Linked DNA regions of Homo sapiens: all the other regions are linked to region 4. Evidence: chromatin loops called from intact Hi-C (ENCODE). Cell type or tissue: PC-9. All regions are shown on one strand.

What was found. Hi-C counts contacts between places; a loop is a spot of excess contacts. Peaks named below come from ENCODE experiments on the same cell type or tissue, not always from the same donor. Only the 100,000 strongest peaks of a DNase experiment are listed, where the experiment ranks them.
Region 1: it touches region 4 in a loop (10-fold over the local background); 73 of 110 quality-filtered maps call a loop at or near these places.
Region 2: it touches region 4 in a loop (4-fold over the local background); 18 of 110 quality-filtered maps call a loop at or near these places.
Region 3: it touches region 4 in a loop (2.9-fold over the local background); 10 of 110 quality-filtered maps call a loop at or near these places.

Annotation. Positions count from the first base shown.
Region 1 is chr1:243,746,909-243,751,908 of GRCh38, forward strand. All of the region lies in intron 2 of AKT3 (AKT serine/threonine kinase 3), which reads right to left. Among named protein-coding and RNA genes, the nearest start is that of AKT3-IT1, 45 kb to the right of the region's middle. In PC-9, a CTCF peak has its summit at 1,956 (motif pointing left); a DNase peak (open chromatin) is centred at 2,003; H3K27ac peaks cover 1,104 bases.
Region 2 is chr1:243,948,073-243,953,072 of GRCh38, forward strand. All of the region lies in intron 1 of LINC02774 (long intergenic non-protein coding RNA 2774), which reads left to right. Among named protein-coding and RNA genes, the nearest start is that of LINC02774, 33 kb to the left of the region's middle. In PC-9, no CTCF peak of the experiment used is centred here; a DNase peak (open chromatin) is centred at 2,339; H3K27ac peaks cover 1,016 bases.
Region 3 is chr1:243,716,560-243,721,559 of GRCh38, forward strand. The region is part of intron 2 of AKT3 (AKT serine/threonine kinase 3); the gene reads right to left. Among named protein-coding and RNA genes, the nearest start is that of AKT3-IT1, 75 kb to the right of the region's middle. In PC-9, no CTCF peak of the experiment used is centred here; a DNase peak (open chromatin) is centred at 2,512; H3K27ac peaks cover 2,191 bases.
Region 4 is chr1:243,341,319-243,346,318 of GRCh38, forward strand. SDCCAG8 (SHH signaling and ciliogenesis regulator SDCCAG8) reads left to right here. Exons shown (of 18, transcript NM_006642.5): 12 at 2,897-3,013. It overlaps MIR4677 (microRNA 4677), which reads left to right and starts at 4,858; the gene lies at 4,858-4,937. In PC-9, CTCF peaks have their summits at 2,832 (motif pointing right) and 3,033; a DNase peak (open chromatin) is centred at 2,823.

The DNA.
Region 1 (5,000 bases), 410 kb after region 4:
GGCAGTACAGGAAAGGAACAACTGCAAGCTGCCATGCTGAGTTTAACAACAATCATCAAAAGGGGCTTTGGGAGCTCACCAGCTGCAAAGTTTTTGTATTAGGCTGTGATTCCATTGGGAGGATGGGAGCCCCTAAATAATGATGTCAAAGGGGTTTTTACATGCCCAGGAAGCTATTTCAAGCAAACAAAAATCTACATTTATTCCTAATGGAGGTTAAGGCCTTTGGGGATTAGAGATAGAGAGTGTAGATGGCTATTATCTAAATAAACTTACTGTTCCTAGCACAACAAAGGAATATATTCCTAAAAAGAAATATAGGATATTATTTTCACCGTAAAACTGCAAAGAAATGAACACTTTTTCCAAGAACAAACAAAAATGTCAGAAGTTTCATTTTGAAAGTTATACGGCAAAGTGAATTTGAGAATTAAAAGGGAATTAGAGGATAATTTCAAGAGGAATTTCATTAACGGAGATTTCTGCATCATATTTTCATGCTTTTTTTATTATAGAGTGTAATTCTTAATGACTGCTTCAACAAAATTTGGGGAAAGTAAAATTACATTGCCATTGCTGCTAAGTTGTAACTGACCTTCTCTCTTGTACTTGTATTCTACCCAGTACAGCCCAGTAAATGCAGCATGTTCACGTTCACTTGTCCAAAGCAAAATGACTTCTTTCCCAAGACACAATGAAGAGATTAAAGGGAGATATCTTCAATGAACAGACCAAAATGTCACCTAACAACATGCTTAGTAAATAGGTACCTTTGCAAATGAAACTCTTAGTATCACATTGGGAATTACCATAGAAAACCACATTAAACTTATTGTAAACTGACTTTATCCATAAACACAAAAAAAATCAAAAGGGATAAATGTAAGACAGTTCACTTAAGACATAGTATAGGTTTCTTGCAAACATGGCTAAAAATTACTTAACACCATAATGAATAACAAGGATCGGTAAGAGTCAGTAATGAAACGATGTCTGAAGCAAGCACTGAAATATACCTAGGCATAGCACATGCAAAAAATGTGATGCTATGCTTTTTCAACCATAATGACCTGTAAATTGTTTTATACTAAGGCCCAACGGTTCTAGCAATGCTGTATAATCTCACATCTTTCCCCTGTCAAATGAAGAAAAAATTAAAAGATACACAAACATAAATATATCTTTTAAAACATATAGCATGCCTGGGTATTGTTTATATGATTCAGTGGAAATCAACATGGTTTGCTGGTGTGTCTGGTTTTTTGTGTTTTAATATTTATATTGCATAGCTATCCAAAATTGTTCAGAGTTTTGAAAGAACCAAGTTGTAAAAAATTGTGGATAGGCAGGAATTCTGACAAGCTTTCTAAACATGACCCTTTATTTCAACATGAAGATAAAGAGGCAAAGCTATACTGATTGAACAGAAAACAAGAATGGGACTTAAAAAAAAAAACAAGAGTTGGATAGACAGTGTTCTTCCTTCTAGTTGATAGGAAGGCCACACAGTGTAAAACTATACTCACAACTTTGGTGTTCACATGCACAATCTTCACCACTTAGAAAGAAGCAGCTTTATTAGTGCTTATAAAAATTCATTAGTCCCTATAAAACCAGAACCAATTCAGCAGATAAGTAAATAAAACAATATAAAGAAAATAAATTCACAAACTTTAATGTAGAATTTCAGAAAATGTTAAAGTTCACTGAGAAATACTATTTAGTGTGATTAAGATAATAAAAATAAATCAATAATGCAAACACAGTATTAATAACTTGAAGTTTTCAAATTTGAGAGGTTTTGTTCTCATGAGAATATTCTCTCAAAAGTAGTTTAGTTATATGAATAAGATTTCTGGATAATAATTGATCTGCATAGGCTATTAAAAATTGCCTGTTTATACAGGTCTGACTTTCAAAGCCCCAATCTTGAGTACGTGTCAAGGTTAGCCTTACCATACGAATCAGAGTGACATCTAGTGGCAACTCCATTGAAGTACTACTTGGTACTTCATCTGTTGTAAATACAAATGAACAGTACCTAGCATATGGCAGGCCCTCACACACTGTTGCATGAATACTTTAATATTTTAAGCTAATATTATAATTTCCTCAGTTCTACTGAACTTCCTCCTTCCTTTTCCTTACCACTTCTAGTCCTTCATTCTCTCCCTATTTTCTCAGTTGAAAAGTTCCCTTCTACTTGTCTCATTCTATGGAATCCCTGATCATTCTATATTTTTCTAATCCACTTTTTCTTTCATTATACACATCTTATCAGTCTCCATCCTAGGTATATGATATAATCCATTTTATGTGGAACTCTTCTGAGTACTGCTATACTAAATCACGAAACTAAACCAAATAAATCTATCATAATTCATGCAAACCTGGGAAATTATTTCATTCATCTCTAGTTGACTTGATCATGATTGTTTTCTAAAGGAATCATGCCACATCTTCTTTATCCCTCTTCAAACCCCTCTCCCCCAACCCCATCTTTCTCATTTTATAATATCCCTACTTCCTAGAAAGCAGGGAAACCATTAAACGTGAATAACTTCAACTTCCCAGCTCTCTACTTCAAACATTCAGAATACCCCCTTTACTTATAACAAAGGAAGTCATATACATTCTAGTTTTCAAGAACTAACCCCTCTTTCTTGTGTCCCATCTTTACTGTCATCTAAGATTTGATTATGTCAAATGATGAATCTCTCTCTTGGATCTTTCTGAATTTCCCTCTGTATTTTGACTCCATTCCTTCAACCTATGAATATGCTCAAAACATCCCATCCAAAAATCATCTTTCTTTGGCTTGCTGTAATCTATTTTCTTTCCTTTTATCAAAAAATAACTCAGAAGAAAAATCTATGATTACTGTCTCCATTTCTTCAGTATCCATTCACTCTTCAACTCCTGCCAATTTGCTATTTACCATCACTACTACTGATCTCCACAAAGTCACCAATGAGGTTATCAGTGGCCTCTTTACAGGCCTTGTTGTCCTTGAATCCTGAAATAATGCTGTAATAATTGCTCTTGCTTGGCATCTAAAGTGAAGTGATCTTTTTATTCTCTTCCAATCTCCCTCATAACTCCTTCTCTGCTTTCTTCTCCTTCTCATATAGGCTAAATGCAATATGGCCTCATATATACTTGAGCAAATAAAGAGGCGAAGTCATGCTTTTATAAAGAAAGTGCTTCAGTTTCTAAATAGAAATTGATTTGCCTATGAATTTAGCTCAAAATTATGTACTGCTTAATACCCTCCTTTCCTTCAAAGTAATGCTTTAACCCTACTTGGTTAAATTTGCCCCAATTATTTCAAATCATAATTCACTGTCCCTAATAAACCAAATTTTATCTTGCATTAACATACATTTTGTATCATCTTTAGATGTGTCCTAAGGTTTTAAAAATTCTCTATTATGTTAACTTGCAACTACTGTATGCCTCCTTCTCCCACCTTCTCTCCCCTCTCACATGCATGCACGTATACACACACACACACACACACACACACGCACGCACGCACACACGGTATTTTACAAGGACAGCAAGCTCAATGCCTTTGTCCTCCACTTCTGGGCATTTCTTCAAAATGTTTTAAATCTGAATATACTACTCTTTACCGGTAAGTTATTAGTAAATGCTTGTTGATTAAGGCTAATCTTTTTTTTTTTTTTTTGAGACAGAGTCTCCCTTTGTCGCCCAGGCTGGAGTGCAGTGGCACAATCTCAGTTCACTGCAAACTCTGCCTCCTGGGTTCAAGTGATTCTCCTGCTTCAGCTTCTCGAGTAGCTGGGACTACAGGTGCCTGCCATCACACCTGGCTAATTTTGGTATTTTTAGTAGAGACGGAGTTTCACTGTGTTGGCCAGGCTGACCTCAAACTCCTGACCTCCGGTGATCTGCCCGCCTCGGCCTCCCAAAGTGCTGGGATTACAGGTATGAGCCACCACACCTAGCCAATTAAGGCCAATACTTCAATAACTGTTCATTAAAAAGAAATAATGTTTTTTAAAAGAAAAAAAACTGACTTTTGTTTTAGCTGTTGGTACTGATACTATCAGTCTATAAACACTACAAACACACAGAAAGTGAGATAATGCTTTGGAAAAAGATTAATTTTCTAATTCTGAGCTAACTGGCCCAATTTTACTTGTGAAAACTGCTCTATAATTTGTCACAACTCTAATTTACACCAAACTCAACATAATTTTCTTAAATGCTTCTCAAAAAAAAAAAGACTCTGAAAGAGAAGGACTTCTGGAAAATTAGCAGCAAAGAATCATGAAGAACAATATTTGAAGCCTCTATACAACTTTTATAAAACATTTGCCACAAGGCAAGTTTTGGTGTGTGCAAAAATCCATTTGTAGACCAGCTGTGACAGACTCTTTAAAGCATATCCAAGGCAATGATAAATGAAGCAGACATTCATGCCAAACGCTTGGATTTAGATTTACGTATCAAGAAAGCTTTAATAAGTAATCCTACAAGGAATACAGTTGTATCTACATTTTGTGTAAGTAATAGTTGCTCATTTCTTTTTAGGGGAGGGGGGAATGCTATATTCATCTTTTAAAATAAATTCTTCATTTTTGTTTTGTTATTTTTTCTCCTTAGTCTAGTGAAGAGAGAGTCAGACAGGATATTCTGCTATGAGGCCCTGGCAAATCTAGTCCATTGTTGTGGGGAGAGGGGCACTTTGATCTGGAAGATACACAGGGACTCAGATTTAGAAATGCAGCCTGGAAAAAGCATTCTAGTGCTGAATGGACCTTTGTCTACAGGAACAGTTCCTGAGACATGCATGGAAGAGCTGAAACAGGACCCAGCCCACAGGGGAAGAGAGCTTGCAGGGAAGGTGGGGAGGGGGACAGAAAAGTAGGCTGTAGCTATTCCAGGTGAGTTCTTCGGTATCAAGAGAGTTTAGGGAGGTTGGATTATCCTCCAGGAACTTCAGCACTGGAGCCTACAACTATCTAGGACCA
Region 2 (5,000 bases), 610 kb after region 4:
GAGCCAGGATTGCAGGCACCTGCCGTCATGCCCAGCTAATTTTTATATTTTTGTAGAGACAGGGTTTCACTATGTTGGCCAGGCTGGTCTCGAACTCCTGACCTCAGGTGATCCTCCCACCTCGGCCTTCCAAAGTGCTGGGATTACCGGTGTCAACCACCACACCTGGCCTGTCCAGACAACCTCTGAGGTCTCTTCCTCCTCTTAACTGGGCAGAATCTTGCTTGGAACTATTTCACAGGAGCTCAGATGAATGGCAGAAAAAAATGGCTGCTCACTTACTCTTTTTAAATTGTTAATTCATTAATTTATTTTTAAAAACTCATTCACTAAAATCATTTATTCTTGAGTCTTACTCTGGTAGAGAGCAGTGCACAGTGAGACTGACTTTAGAAAGCCAAAGATAGATTTGGCCAGTCCTGCTGTCCTTTCCATTTGCAATGACTTGTAGATATTAGTGGGAGTGACAGAGCCTACCTGCAATTTTAGAGTGGCTATAAATCCATTTGTTCCAGATTCTAGTATCCTGGGGCTGATCCTCACCTGTTTAGCTCCATGAGAAAGTCATGATTATAAAAGGGACTGTCCAGGCAGGGTTTGGCCCACAGAAAGTGAAATGCTGCAAATTGCTTTAAAAACTTGTTACTGTGGAGATCTGAATTGAAGGGTGATAGAGCAATTTGGTGTTGCTGAAAGAGATGATCAAGAAAAAGCATAACATCTATGGTGATTATTTTCAAAGCAGCATGGAGTGTGTCTTTGCTAATTTAGATCACATATCTGGTCTTAGTATCAATGATCAGTGCTTAGTTATGTGAGGCACCTACTGAATTTCTTGTGATCGATCCTAGGACAGTTACAGGTTGCAAATATCTATATAACCTTTGTTTCCTGACTCTATGTGCCATGTTTCTGCAATGGGAATCTTAGATGTTTAAAATGACTGATAGGATATGGAGGTGCTAAAAGCATTACTGCCAATTCCTAATCTTTGGGGGCTCAAAGAATTCTTTTTACTTCCGCTTGCATGTCTGCACAGTGATCCCCACAACTGCCACCCTATCGGGGTTCTGTCTCTGTACGTCTTCATCAGTCCTATTAGCATGTTTTACTCACATGTTAAAAGTTCAAAATAAAATTTAATAATGCTAATAACATTTTCAAATTTGTGGATTTTTAAAATTATTTAGAATGCATTTTAAAATTATGGTAAAATACCTCTCTGCTTCACATAACTTTGAAACTGTTTTTTTCTTAAAATTTGCAGCCTCCAGGATTTGTAAAAAATAAAATTTTTTATGTCTTTTGTGACAAAGAACAAAGGCTAAAAACCTGCAGTTCCCTTCTATTGTGGGTTGAAATGTGTCCCCCCAAAAAGATTTAAGTCCTAACCCCTGATACCTGTGAATGTGACCTTATTTTAAAACAGGATCTTTGAAAGTTAAATAAAGTTAAAATGAGGTTGTCTTGGATTAAGGTAGGCACTAATCCAATGACTGGTGTTCTTATAAGAAGAAGGCAATTTGGACATAGGGACACAGACACACAAGGCCACAAACCAAGGAATGCCAAAGATTGCGGGCAATCACCAGAAGCTAGGATGGCAAGGAAGTCTCCTCCCCTGGAGCCTTTGGAACAAGCGTGGCCCAGCAGACACCTGCAGGTTATGAATTAGGACTTTAATCTTCCAGAATTGTGAGAGGTTAAATATCTGGTGTGTGAGGTTTTTTGTTTTTTTTTTGTTTTTGTTTTTGTTTTTGTTTTGTTTTGTTTTTGAGATGGAGTCTCATTCTGTTGCCCAGGCTGGAGTGCAACGGCTGATCTCAGCTCACTGCAACCTCCACCTCCAGGGTTCAAGCGATTCTCCTGCCTCAGCCTCCCGAGTAGCTGGGATTACAGGCACGTGCAACCATGCACAGCTAATTTTTGTATTTTTAGTAGAGACGGGGTTTCACTATGTTGGCTAGGCTGCTCTTGAACTCCTGACCTCACGATCCACCTGCCTTGGCCTCCCAAAGTGCTGGGATTACAGGCGTGAGCCATGGCGCCCAGCCAAATATCTTTTGTTTTAAACCACTCAGTTAGTGGCACATTTATTGTGGCAGACCTAGGAAACAAACACACTTTCCTTCCCCTAAATTCACCTATTAGATATTGGGTCCCTAATACAGTGTTTACCTTTTGAAGGGTTTGTGAACACCCGTGCTTATTTCTGAGCTAGGCATGTTGGATCTTACAAATGACTTCTTGTCTTGTGGGACACACAGAATCCCAGAGGAATGCTAGCGGCCAAGAGCCAAAGTCTCAGTTTACTGGGCCCTAGTGAAACAGCCCGAGGGATGAGTCAGGGAGGATTGCAATGCTGTTTGTTACCCAAGTTGAGAACTTAGGCTCACAATAGTGCTCCTGTACTGTTAATAACTGGGGAATTTCCATTACAAGGTATCTGATCATCTTGGGATACCAATGAAGGATTTGAGTTCAATTAAGTGATGACAACACAGGCTGCCTTGTTTATCTTCAAGAAATGTAGCCCCTTGTTTTGACCATGGTTTAATGGGTTCCATAAAGAAGGTGGTGGCATTTGATATGATTTTATTGTTTTATAATTTGTGATTTGCAAGTTTCAGTAGTCAGGAGATTTCTTTTGCCTCCCCTTCTCCCTGCAAGAGCCTTCCCCGCAATCCGGATAGGCTGTCTCATGATGCCTGGTGGTATCTTGTCTCATCATTGAAATAATTCATATGTTTTGCCTAAGATCTAGATGACAACCACATTTTATTTATTTTATTTTATTTTGCCAAAATAGCCATTATCAAACCAGATAAACATACCGGCCATAAAACAGCAATGAATAATCTTATAGCAGGTGATAAGAAAATAAACTCCTCTGTACAGTTTGATCTTTTTATATAGGAGATTCCTAAGCATTATATAGTTATTTAAGTCTCAGTCTTGTACTCAGATGCTTCTTTAAAAAAAATTCCAGAATGAATTTGGAGAGTATAGGCTGGGATGGAAGGGATACCTCCAAAACTCAGAACATCAAGTTGAATCGTAGGAAGATGCAGGCTTTCTCCCAGACCCACAGAACAGGGGCCACTCTGTGACTAACTATGCTAAATAAATATTCAGTAGCCCAGCTAGAGAGACCATGTGTCCACAGAAAGGATATGGTCAAAACAGAAAATAGGGTTCGAAGAAGCAGAATTTGTTCCTGGGAAAAACACTGATTACTTTTTTTGTTTTGTTTTGTTTTCCCGCCCAGGCTGGAGTGCGGTGGCAAAATCTTCGCTTACTTCAGTCTTGACCTCCCAGGCTCAAGCAATCCTCCCGCCTCAGCCACCTGAGTAGCTGGGACCACAGGCATGCACCACCACGCCTGGCTAATTTTTGTATTTTTAGCAGAGATGGAGTTTCACCATGTTGCCCAGGCTGGTCTCTAACTCCTGAGCTCAAGTGACTCGCCCTCCTCGGCCTCCCAAAGTGCTGGGATTCCATACGTGAGCCGCCGTGTCTGGCCTTGATGACTTCTTAATGGATATCTCCGTCCCTATTGCCCTTTTGAGCTTGATTCATGTTTAAGATGAGTTAAACTAACATTTCACCTCGGTACTCTGATGGTACTCAAAACCAATATGTCCCAAACTAGCACAGTTCAGCAGGTGCTAAAGAAATATTTTTGATACAAAAAAATTAGCTGGGCATGGTGGCGGGCCCCTGTAATCCCAGCTACTCCGGAGGTTGAGGCAGGAGAATCGCTTGAACCTGGGAGGTGGAAGTTGCATTGAGCTGAGATGGCGCCACTGCACTCCAGCCTGGACGACAAGAGTGAAACTCTGTCTCAAACAAACAAACAAAAAACGAAATATTTTTGAAAGATAAATGAATAAATGGCTCATCTGTCCTGCCCCAAATCCAATTGCTAAGAATTTCCTTTATTAGTGAATGGCACTAATGTTTGCCAGCTAGAAACCTCTAAGTTGATGATTCTTCCCTCTGATACTCTGCATATCTCATCAATCACCATATCAAGCTCATCAAGCTTACAATTCCCTGAAATAAAAAGCACACACTGTCTAGTTTGCCTGAAATGGGAAGGCCTGGTGCTTCCCCACCACATGGCTTGAGCAGCAATCTTCCCCACCTCCCCCAGGCAGCTTGAATTCCTCCCTCTGTTAAAATTCTCACGAGCTTCTATGGTCATTATCTTATGTCTCCCCAGCCTGATTAAAACCCCTCAACCAGAAGCCCTGTCTTATTCACCTGTAAATACCCAGTGCTCGGTCTCCAGCCTGTTGAGACATGGTGGATGACGAGGACACGCTGACGAAAGCAATGAAAGGACACTGTGCCGGCCGAGGGGAGGGCGATGGGGCCACCAAGCGCAGTCTCTGCCGTCTCTGGCTGAACCTAGTCTGAGACGCAGCCAACAAGGCCTCGGAGAAGCGCTGAGTTCAGGGATGGCACAAAGCAGACGCAGGAGCAGCTGGCTGGAAGTGGAGGGCCTGAGGTGGGCAATGTCTGTTGTAATCCACGGCAAGTCTTTTTTTAGAAGCAGATGAGTGCCCCTTTGAAAGAAATTGGCACCGGAATTATGATACTTAGGTGAGCTCTGTCCTTGACGTATTCATCGTATTCCGTCCTCATCAGCAAGGTGGAGGTGCAACTTCAGGAATGGAGTGACCAGCTATGGAAACAGAAGCAGCTGCAAGTCTTCTCTCTTCCCTGGCCATGGAATGCACCTTACAGGATGCAGGGAAAGCTCCAGATGGCGTGGAGAACAGCACCTGGGGGGGCCGCAGTCTTGCCTCTGAGAGGAAGACAACTGGCACCCCACAAACACTGGTGGATGGGTCCCAGGAGGAATCAATGGCCCTGCCTGGAGTCGTCCTGTGTCCTGAATTCTGTGTGCATGCGCTGTCCTCCTCATCAGCATCACTAAAGAAGTCCCTTGCTGAAAGTCAGGGTGCCATGATACAGCTCCACTCATGCTTGAA
Region 3 (5,000 bases), 380 kb after region 4:
GGATATGGACTTCCTCAGCAGAAATTCGAGTAATGCATAGTTTAAAACAAACTCTTCATTTCTATAATAAACACAAATCAAGCAATGAGAATACCTAACATAGAATTTTAAATTCAGAAAGACAAGAAATTAAAAAGGATTACTTCATATTTTATAATGATGTTGTGGAAAAAAGAACGAAAAGAGGAGAGGTCATGTCTAGAATAGTATTCAGAAGCAGGCCTCAGCCAAATATTTACCCCTGATACTTGTCTTTAACCTTAGTGCTCTATTAGAACTCTTTCAGTTACAAGGAACAAAGATCCACTGAAGCTAACACAAGTAAAAATGGGTCATTCTAATAATACTAACACTTCATCCAAAGAATACAGGTAGCCCTTTTGCAAGTAAGATCTGGAAGGTGATTAAATCACTTTCTTTTATCTTCTTCAGGGATTGTGTCAAGTCTGGCTTCTGTCCCTGGTCTCTCTCCCATTCCCCTCCCAGGCCTGGATGGATCTCAGTCTGTCTGCTCCATCTTCCACACTCTACCCACCAGCTCCTTAGCTCACTCAGAAGTTTTTTTCCTTCATAAACTCAGCTTGCTGCTACCTCTTCCAGGCAATGCTACCCATGACACATAATACATTAAAGAATGTGGTTTAGTGTTACTTTAGAAATGTTTAAGTAACTTCCATATAATTTCAATTTGTATTAAAGTCTTTTAGTATACTAGGTAATCGAAATGTCTTCCCAAGAGTCATACCCAGTGGCTTTTAAATTGTGGGTCAAGATTTTTAATTTTCAAGGACTAGGTAGTATCAAAAATACTGGAAGCACTGGCAGACTCCACCTGATAAACAGGCTGGGTTCCAATGGTCATTGTCAGAGATTTAAAATTTAGTTTATCATTTTAAAAAATTATTAATACAAATGGTAACTAGTTCCCACATGTCATTAGTTAAAAAAGCACTGTATAACTACTACTTGCTACTTTAATATTTGCTTTCATTCTCCTTACTTCATATGAGAGACAAGTCAGATATTAATATTACCATCAGTATTCTATGCTCAAGAGTTTCAAAGCTATAAGCACCTGATTAAAGAATGAGACACTGAGCACCCTATCATTGGACGGCCACATATCAAAGATGTTATAAAAGAAATTTGAGTTCTGAGTTAAAGGTGGTATCAAACTGCCCCATAGGTTACTTTTAACACCAAGATTCTAGTATATTGGTGATTTTACAGATTAGGAAACCAAGATTTCAAGTTAAGACACATGTTATTGAACTAGTTCTTTTGACTTCAAGTCCAGCTAATTTCGATCATAAAACATACATTGTACATTATACTTGTAAGAAATCCTGGAATCTCAAATTCCTTTTAACAGTACTTTTATTTTTAAAATAAATTATAAGTTAGAATCCAGTTATGCTGAATATGCAACATTTCTATGATTACACCCATTAAAGTATGCAAATAAGAGTAAGGTCAAAGAAGAGAGCTACATTCATTTTACATTGGATGCTATGCATAAGAAAACAGAGGACCTTTCCTTTTCAAGTAGAGTAGCAATTGCTCCTAAAACACCACCCAAGGCTCAGCTGAGGTGGTCTCTTACCATTTGTTTAGAAGGGAATCTGATCTGTAGCTGAAGCAATTATGAACAGGAGGTAAGAAAATCCCCATGTCTTATAACCATTTCCAACATACACACAACTGGGGACATGGATGTCCACAAGCCAACGATTGTATGCATTCTCTGTATCGTTACTTACATAGGAGATGAAAATTGGAAACATCAAGTGAGTCATGTAGTGTATTTTTAATTTATAATTATTAAATCTTCACTTTAAAGTTTTTTTTAAAAAAAAGCTATCTAAAGCCACAAACATTTTACCTATCTACTGTTTTGTTTTGTTTTTTTTCAGACAGTCTCTCTCTGTCGCCAAGGCTGGAGTGCAGTGGCATGATCTTGGCTCACTGCGATCTCTGCCTCCTGGATTCAAGTGATTCTCCTGCCTCAGCCTCCCGAGGCTGCTACCCTTACAGCTGGGATTACAGGCCCTCACCACCACGCCTGGATAATTTTCTTTTTTGTATTTTTTTTTTCAGTAGAGACGGGGTTTCACCGTGTTAGCCAGGATGGTCTCGATCTCCTGACCTCGTGATCTGCCCGCCTCGGCCTCCCAAAGTGCTGGGATTACAGGCATGAGCCACCGCACCCAGCCTCAGCTTCAATTATGAAGAGTAAATGCTAGCAAAATGAATTGATGAATTTTTTCTTTTTAAATATTCTATCCAATATTTTGCATGTCCAAAACACAAGGTAAATTTCACCTATATTTAGGTGTTGTAGAAGTCCAACAAACTGGATTTCATATATGCACAAAACAAGCCATAATCCAATTATTTTCATGGGATAAGTCATTCCCTAAGGGGATAATTCCCTTAGGGATAATTCCCCTAAGGGAATGACTCATTAGGGAAATTATTCAAGTAATGAATCTAACTCCCAGCAAACAAGATATATAAGGTATGCAGTTCTATTCATTTAAACATTCCACCTTTTTCTGAGTATCACATATGTCAAGACAGTCATTGCAAAAACATTTGCAAGCTGCATGTGGAATGTGGCAAAATTCCTTTTTAAAAAAACCGATAGTGTTTAAATCCTATCCCAACTCTCAGAGACTTTTCTTATTTCATAATGCCCCCCTACTCCTACAACTCCCAAAATTACTCTAATTTATTCACATAACTCTCTGCTAACTTTAAGTTTTTTGTATCAATTCCCTAACAAAACATTCCAAATTGTTCTATCTTTTATTCATCTCATCGAGTTCCACACCAAGTCTTCCTCCAACTGGAGTCACACCCCAATTTCTCACTCCTCAGTTCAACTTTAGTTTTCCTGACTACCAATTCCAATTGCTAAGAAATGAGAAGTATATTTTGAGTAAACTAAATTACATACTCAAATCACTGTTGAGTGTATCAGTGAAGGTAATGCTGGCTGCTGAGAGAGGTAAATCATGACAACTTAGTGCTTTACTACAATGAAAGTTTTGTTTCTGGCTCATGTAAGGTCAAAACAATGTTTCCTTTCAATGGCAGTGACTGAAGGACCTAGAATCCTCCCTTTTAGAGGCTCTTCCATCTCCTTGGTTTCATGACTGCCATCAGAAGGGAAGAGAGAAAGAACACTGAACACAGATGTTCATGACCCAAGCCTAGAGGAGGCATGCGTTAATTCTGCTCACATGTGAGTGGCCAGAACTCAGTCGTATGGCCACACCTAACTCCAAGACAGCTGCAAAAAACAGTCTAGATTGGTGCTAGGGCAGAGTAGGTGTATTACGCGCAAACGGATTTGGCCAATCTCTGCTACACTGAACATCTCTTGTATGTTCTTAAATACTTACTTAATAACCTTGGTGTTAAGAGAGAGACATAAGAAATGAAAGCAACTGTATATCTAAAAATGGTGGCCGGGCGCGGTGCCTCACACCTGTAATCCCAGCACTCTGGAAGGCTGTGGTGGGCAGATCACCTGAGATCAGGAGGTCAAGACCAGCCTGACCCCATCTCTACTAAAAATACAAAATTGCCCGGAGAATGGTGGCACATGCCTGTAATCCCAGCAACTCGGGAGGCTGAGGCAGGAGAATCACTTGAACCCAGGAGGTGAGGGTGCAGTGAGCCAAGACCGTGCCATTGCACTCCAGCCTGGGCAACAAGAACAAAACTCAAACTCAAAAAAAATTAAAAATAAAATAAAAATAAAAATGGTTAAAAATGGTTAAAATGGTAAATTTCATGTTACATATATTTTTGCCAAAATAAAAAGGATCTTAAAATCTTTTTGATGAGACCAAAAGACATAGTAAAAAAAAAAAAAAAAAAAAAAGTTCTAAATCAAACATGAGCAAATGTCAAAATATAATTAAAAGCTAAGTATAATATAATCTTCATGTGTTTTATCAATACTACATAGAGTTCTATGATTTTTATCATAAATAGGATCTCAGCCTGACTTGGCCTGTCTGCTCTGGTCTAAAAGATGTGAGGAGAAAAAAAGAGACTTGTTAATATCATAATATTATCTTAAACCAGTAATTCGAATAAAGAGATCTCCTCAAATATTAGTATCTTAAAATTATAAAGTAGATAAATATTAAGGGTTAATACAATTTGGAGCCAATCAAAATGCAATAATCTCTTGTCCTTTTCCTTTTATTTTTTACGTATTCCCAGATGGTCCAACTATTCCGAAAAGCTCACGGTATATACTCTTGAGAAAATAAGCATGTAAAGCATTCTTTTAAAGTACTTGCCACACCATATTCTACTGGCAAATAGGGCTAATGCTGGAGCTCAGAAAACAATACTCCAAAATATGGCACTTCAGCACACAAAGTACTTTGCACTGGAAGGTATCAGAAGCAGCCTCAGAACCTGGATCTCTCTCATCTTCTCCTGCCCTCCTGTCTCTTGCCCCTCATTCTCCCCCAAAGCAAGTACAGACACCAGAATTCCTCCTCACCAAAGCAGATAATAAAGACTAGATCTCTCTTCTCCAAAGCCAGCCATAAAAACTACAATTACTACTCTAACCTTCCCCTCACCTTTCTGTCTAGGAACTGGCCTAGACAGAAATTCTGTCTAGAAATTCTCTGACCTACCCTTGTCCCAATAATATAGGTCATAAGACCCTCATCAGAGGGGTCCTGTCCCATACCTGGGAGGAAGAAACATTACAAGAGAGAGGCCAAGAAGAATCTGAACAGACAGGTCTTGGTGAGTTTTTATATGCAGTCTATTAATATTAGATCATAACCTTTTTGTCCAGTCCTATTTCTACATAGCTGTCCATTTTTCACTGAACCTAAGCACTGAAAAATGGATAGTTGTCCCATATGTTTGGGGTCTTCACTCTGAAGGCTCCTGTGTCATGTAAAACTATAATTAAACAGATTTGTTATGCTTTTCTCTTATTACTCTGTATTTTGTTATAG
Region 4 (5,000 bases):
CTAATGGTTACTCAGCAAACATTCAGTTACTACATGCAGCCCCTCAGTGGGTATTGCATGTGCAAGGATGAATTAGACACCAGTCATGGCCTTGAAGAGCTTAAGGGTTAAGTGGCAGAGACAGACTTACAAATAAATAAGAGTTATATTACTTTAATTATTGAATATTTGATAAACCTCATTTTTCTAAATTAATTAAGAGTGCTTTGTTTTTGCCGTAGATAGCATAAGGTTGGTGTTTACAATAATTGCCAAAGACATATATTGACAACTTAAAAGGTGTGCTTGACATAAAAAATCTTCCACTTCCTTTTCCTTTTCAGACTTGGTCATTAAAATAAAGATTCTAATACTACATGATCTTATTGGTGCTTAAATTTATACTTTAAAATACTACATTGTCTGTGCTATGGGCATCACTGGTTCGTGAATCAAGAACTAAAATGTTTAATGGTCTTTACTGGCAATGATTAAGATACATATTGTAAGAAATACTAGAAGTCCATCTAGATTTCAATAGTTAATTGCTTTAAAACTAAGAAACTAATAAAATCAATTTATTTTTTACCACTAAAAACACAGATAATTTGCTTAAAATACTCTTTGCATATTACCTTTTATTCTTCAATGGATTTTCCTAAATTTTGACATATTTGTAATGCCATTGTTGCTCTATAATTCAGTAATTAAAATTAATTTTAACATGTATTAGGAAAGGGAGCCATTTTACCCTTTTTCTTGAGTTTCTATAATTCTCCATTTGCTTTTAAAAATTCCTATTAGCTAATGTAGAAGTTTAAGAAGCTCAAATTTTTGTGTGGAGATAGGGTGGAAGTGAAGGAATTAGTTCAGAAGGATGGGAATACTTAACCTAGATTTATAGGTGAAAGCTATGATAAGACAGTTTTCAGTTGATAATAGAGAGGCAGCTTTCTGTTGAAATCAGTACAGCAGAGAGAGAGTTCTCTGTCTCAAGAACTAGCTGAAAGGACATATACATCAGAAGAGCGATTAGACTAAATCGCCTTGAAGTTGCTTCCAACGTGGAGATAACATAGTTCTGGTTCAATTTAATGTGTTAATTTATTTGAAATAGAATTTGAGTGCTGTGGATAAACATAGCAAATGCTGAACTGAAAGTAGTAAAGCAGGGAACTGTAGGAGTGAAATGAAGGGATAAAATAATTTTAAATAAGACCTGCTGCTTAAACAGTTTTTACATAACCAGCTTGTATTGGTGTTGGGTTTTAAACATCATGGTTGTATAATTATTATCTTCTGATGTTATCAGTTCGGGGTTTTATTCCATTTTATTCATAGACATAAATATTAATAGTGAACAATTGAGAAAGAAAATAAAGTATGGCTCCTCATTTTTTTCCTGTCACTCTGAATTTGTAATTTTTATTTAGGTTTAAAATTAATAGTTTTTATAAATTTATAATTTTTGAAATCGGAGGAATAAACTCTCTCACATTGAAGGCATTTGAACTTCCAATAGAATTTTTAATAACTTCATTATTGTTCTAGCTTTCTGAGGGCTACTAGGGAGAAGCCTGTTGACTTTTTCTTCTGTCTTGTCACTATAGCTTTTAAACATAGATTAATTTATTTTTAAAATTACTTTTAAGGTTCTGTTTTGTTTGTTTGGAGACAGGATCTTGTTGTATTGTGCAGGCTGGAGTGCAGTAGCTATTCACAGACACTACCACAGTACACTGCAGTCCTGAGCTCCTGGGCTGAAGCCATCCTTCTGCCTCAGCCTCCAGAGGAACTGGGACTACAGGCATGCGCTACCATACCCAGCTTAAATGCATATAGGTTTTATACCTTAGTCTATTCTAATACCTCAGTAATGATGAAACTGATTTCTAAAGTTTCCAAAATCATTATTTTTGGAGAAATACCAAATACTTGAAAAGTTCCAAGAAAGCATAACGGTGAGATAATATATTAAGAGCCATATATTTGTAAATTAGAAGCCAACTTAGCTGACTTGTACATTAATTGAACTTTCTATAGGTTCTCAGTTCTCTCAAAAGGCCCATAATTTGCTTGTTTAGATTTATCTGCTAATTACACTTTTCAAATATATTTCCATTTCTGTAGCAGTCCTAGATTCGAAAAAATAAATAAAACAAAGTTCTTAGTGTTAAGTATAGAGGATGATACACAACACTTTTAAGATACTATGTGTGTTCATTATTGGTGCCGTATTACAATTATTTCATTTAAATGCATATTTTCCTTTTATATTGAATGTTACAGTCATAAGTGCATAGTGTGCTTAGTTCCAGTCTATGGCTTTTGCCAGAAAATCTTCCTTAACTTGAATACCTCATATTGTGTATGATAAGATGACATCTGCAAACCTTGCAGTCAATACTGGATATTACAGACCTAGATATCAATAGTATATCTATCAGCAGACAAAAATTCCTTTATACATTTCCTTTTAAAGAGCATAACTGATGAAGTCTTTAAAAGAAAACTTTGTAATATAGAGTGAATATTTAACTGTATCAATGTGAATGAATAATAACATAGCTTAACATTTTAACTACTAACTTTACCTATTTAAAGGTTAGATGATAGTGCATTTTGGTTGATAATATGCAATTGAAACTGTTATATAAAATAATCTTGGGCACATTACTTAAATTCCTTAGTTATGCATTTATTTATCTGTAATTTCAAGTTGTTAGAATCAATAATCCCTGGTGTTGCTTCTGAATCTTAACAAGCTACGTTGAATAGTCTAATAGAAAATGGCATTCTTAGAAAAGTTTTGTTGTATTTTATCTATATGACCTCTAGGGGGCACCAAAAGATCTAATTGCAGGCATTGCCTGGTAGATTCCAGCAGGTAATCATCCAGTTTTTTACAATCTAACAGGTGTGTGGAGAAATGCGCTATCAGCTGAATAAAACCAACATGGAGAAGGATGAGGCAGAAAAGGAGCACAGAGAGTTCAGAGCAAAAACTAACAGGGATCTTGAAATTAAAGATCAGGTAAGAGAGGACACAGCATAATTGCAGCAATTATAGATATGAGTAACATTCTTTCTCAAGTTGATGTTGTTTTATTCCTAATTTATTTATTTGTATTGTTTCTAACTAATGGGATGATCCAGTTTACACTGTTAGGAAAATTTCTTTTATAGTTGCCTAAAATTATCACCTTTCACATGAATGGTGAGAATACAACAGCATGCATATAAAATTCCAATCTGACAGGTCATAAATATACATTTGGATATGTGTATCTATTACTTACAAAAGTAAAAAGAAATGTTCTAATGCACAGTTTGAACCTAAAATATACATACATAAAGTTCTTGAAAGATGCCAACTTGAATCCAATTTTAAATGAAAAAGTTTAAAATTCGTAAGATGAGATGAGTTGATATGTAAATATGTCAATCAAATTGATTGTTGGCAGAGTGAAACCAGTTTTAACTAAGATAACCATGAATACGTTTGTTCATGAAGCCTAAATACAGTGACATTAGAAATGTTAGTGGATAAAAGCTGCGTACTTTAATTTCAGTTTGAACAGATGTTTTATGTTATATCTTTATTGAGATGAAGTAGATAACTCCAATTTTAGTTGACAACATGGATAAAGTTTTTAGAGAGGCAGTTCTAATAGGCTGACTTTTGATTTTCTATTTTTATGTTACAGTACAGGACCTTGAAGGTTTTCATTCTTTGTATTCAATGAAAGCAGGTTGTTTATTCAATTAAAATAGTAAGACTGGGTTCTTAGTGTCAATATTTTAAAATAATTGTTTTAGAATTTAGAAGTAGGTCGCTCCAAATAAGTTTTTTTTCAAATATGTTTCTAGTTCGAGGTTTTTCATCATATTTTCCAACATATTTTCTCTTTTGAGCCAATGAAGTCTTTACAACAAATGATGCAAAGACAATTGGGAAAAGTATTGAAAATGAAAGTGATAATGAAGACTAGAACAAAAAGCTTTTCAAGTCATAACTGAAATCCTTAGTACTAAATTAAAATCCTGGCAACCAAAGTAAAATTCTGCTTTTGTACCACTATATTTGGTGTTGTAATGGGTTTTACATTTTCAGAAGACTTTTAATTATTAACATGTACAAATAATGAAACATTTTATTGCATCCAGTTGGGGGCGTGCCTGATAGTGGAATGGAAAATGCTTTCTGTCAGGGACTGAAGGCCTAGGTCTACTAAGTTTATCACAGATAACTTTTCTTTCCTGATATATTGTAATTTTTTAAAAAGGAATCAATATATTGGCATACTTTTGGCCTTTCGTATTATTCTACAGCATTCTGACAGCATAATATTTTGGACTAACTGCAAAAATACATCAGGAAAGAGTCTCAGTTATTTAAAATTCCATTATAATTTTCTAGAGGAAAAAAGATCAGGGACAATAGGAGTATAATATCACTTGTAAAGGAATAACTTGTTTAGAAGCATTTGCAATATTAGAAGTATTTGCAGTATTAAATCTCATTTTAATTAATCCGTGATGGTATGGAGGCTAAAGTTGCAGGATTTACAAGGAGCAGTTTTCATTTGTAAACGTTTTCTGATAATAGTGAAACAATAGTAGTTTTCATAATGACGTTTAGTGGTATGTTTTTAGATAGAGATGTGCCTTTTTAGGAGGTCACAGCTTTAGGAATAAAACCTCTGAACAGTTACAAGATGTTTGTGATGTGTTGTGAAGTGATGTGCTTGTTACCATTTTTTTTTCCCAGACGGAATGTGAGGAAATCTTATAGGTACTCTTTTTAACTGTTTTGTATTGAACAGACAGTTTCAGAAAAGAAGTCGTGGTGTCTCATTCCATGGATGATTTGGAGTAGCAAAGCAGCAATTGTTCTTTGGTCTTTCAGCCATGACCTGACCTTCTGTCTGTGAGACCAAAGAACTACTTTGCTTGGCCACCATCTGCACTCAAGAGAGAAATTTACATTTAACTTTTAAAAGCGGGGCATGTTGAGCATT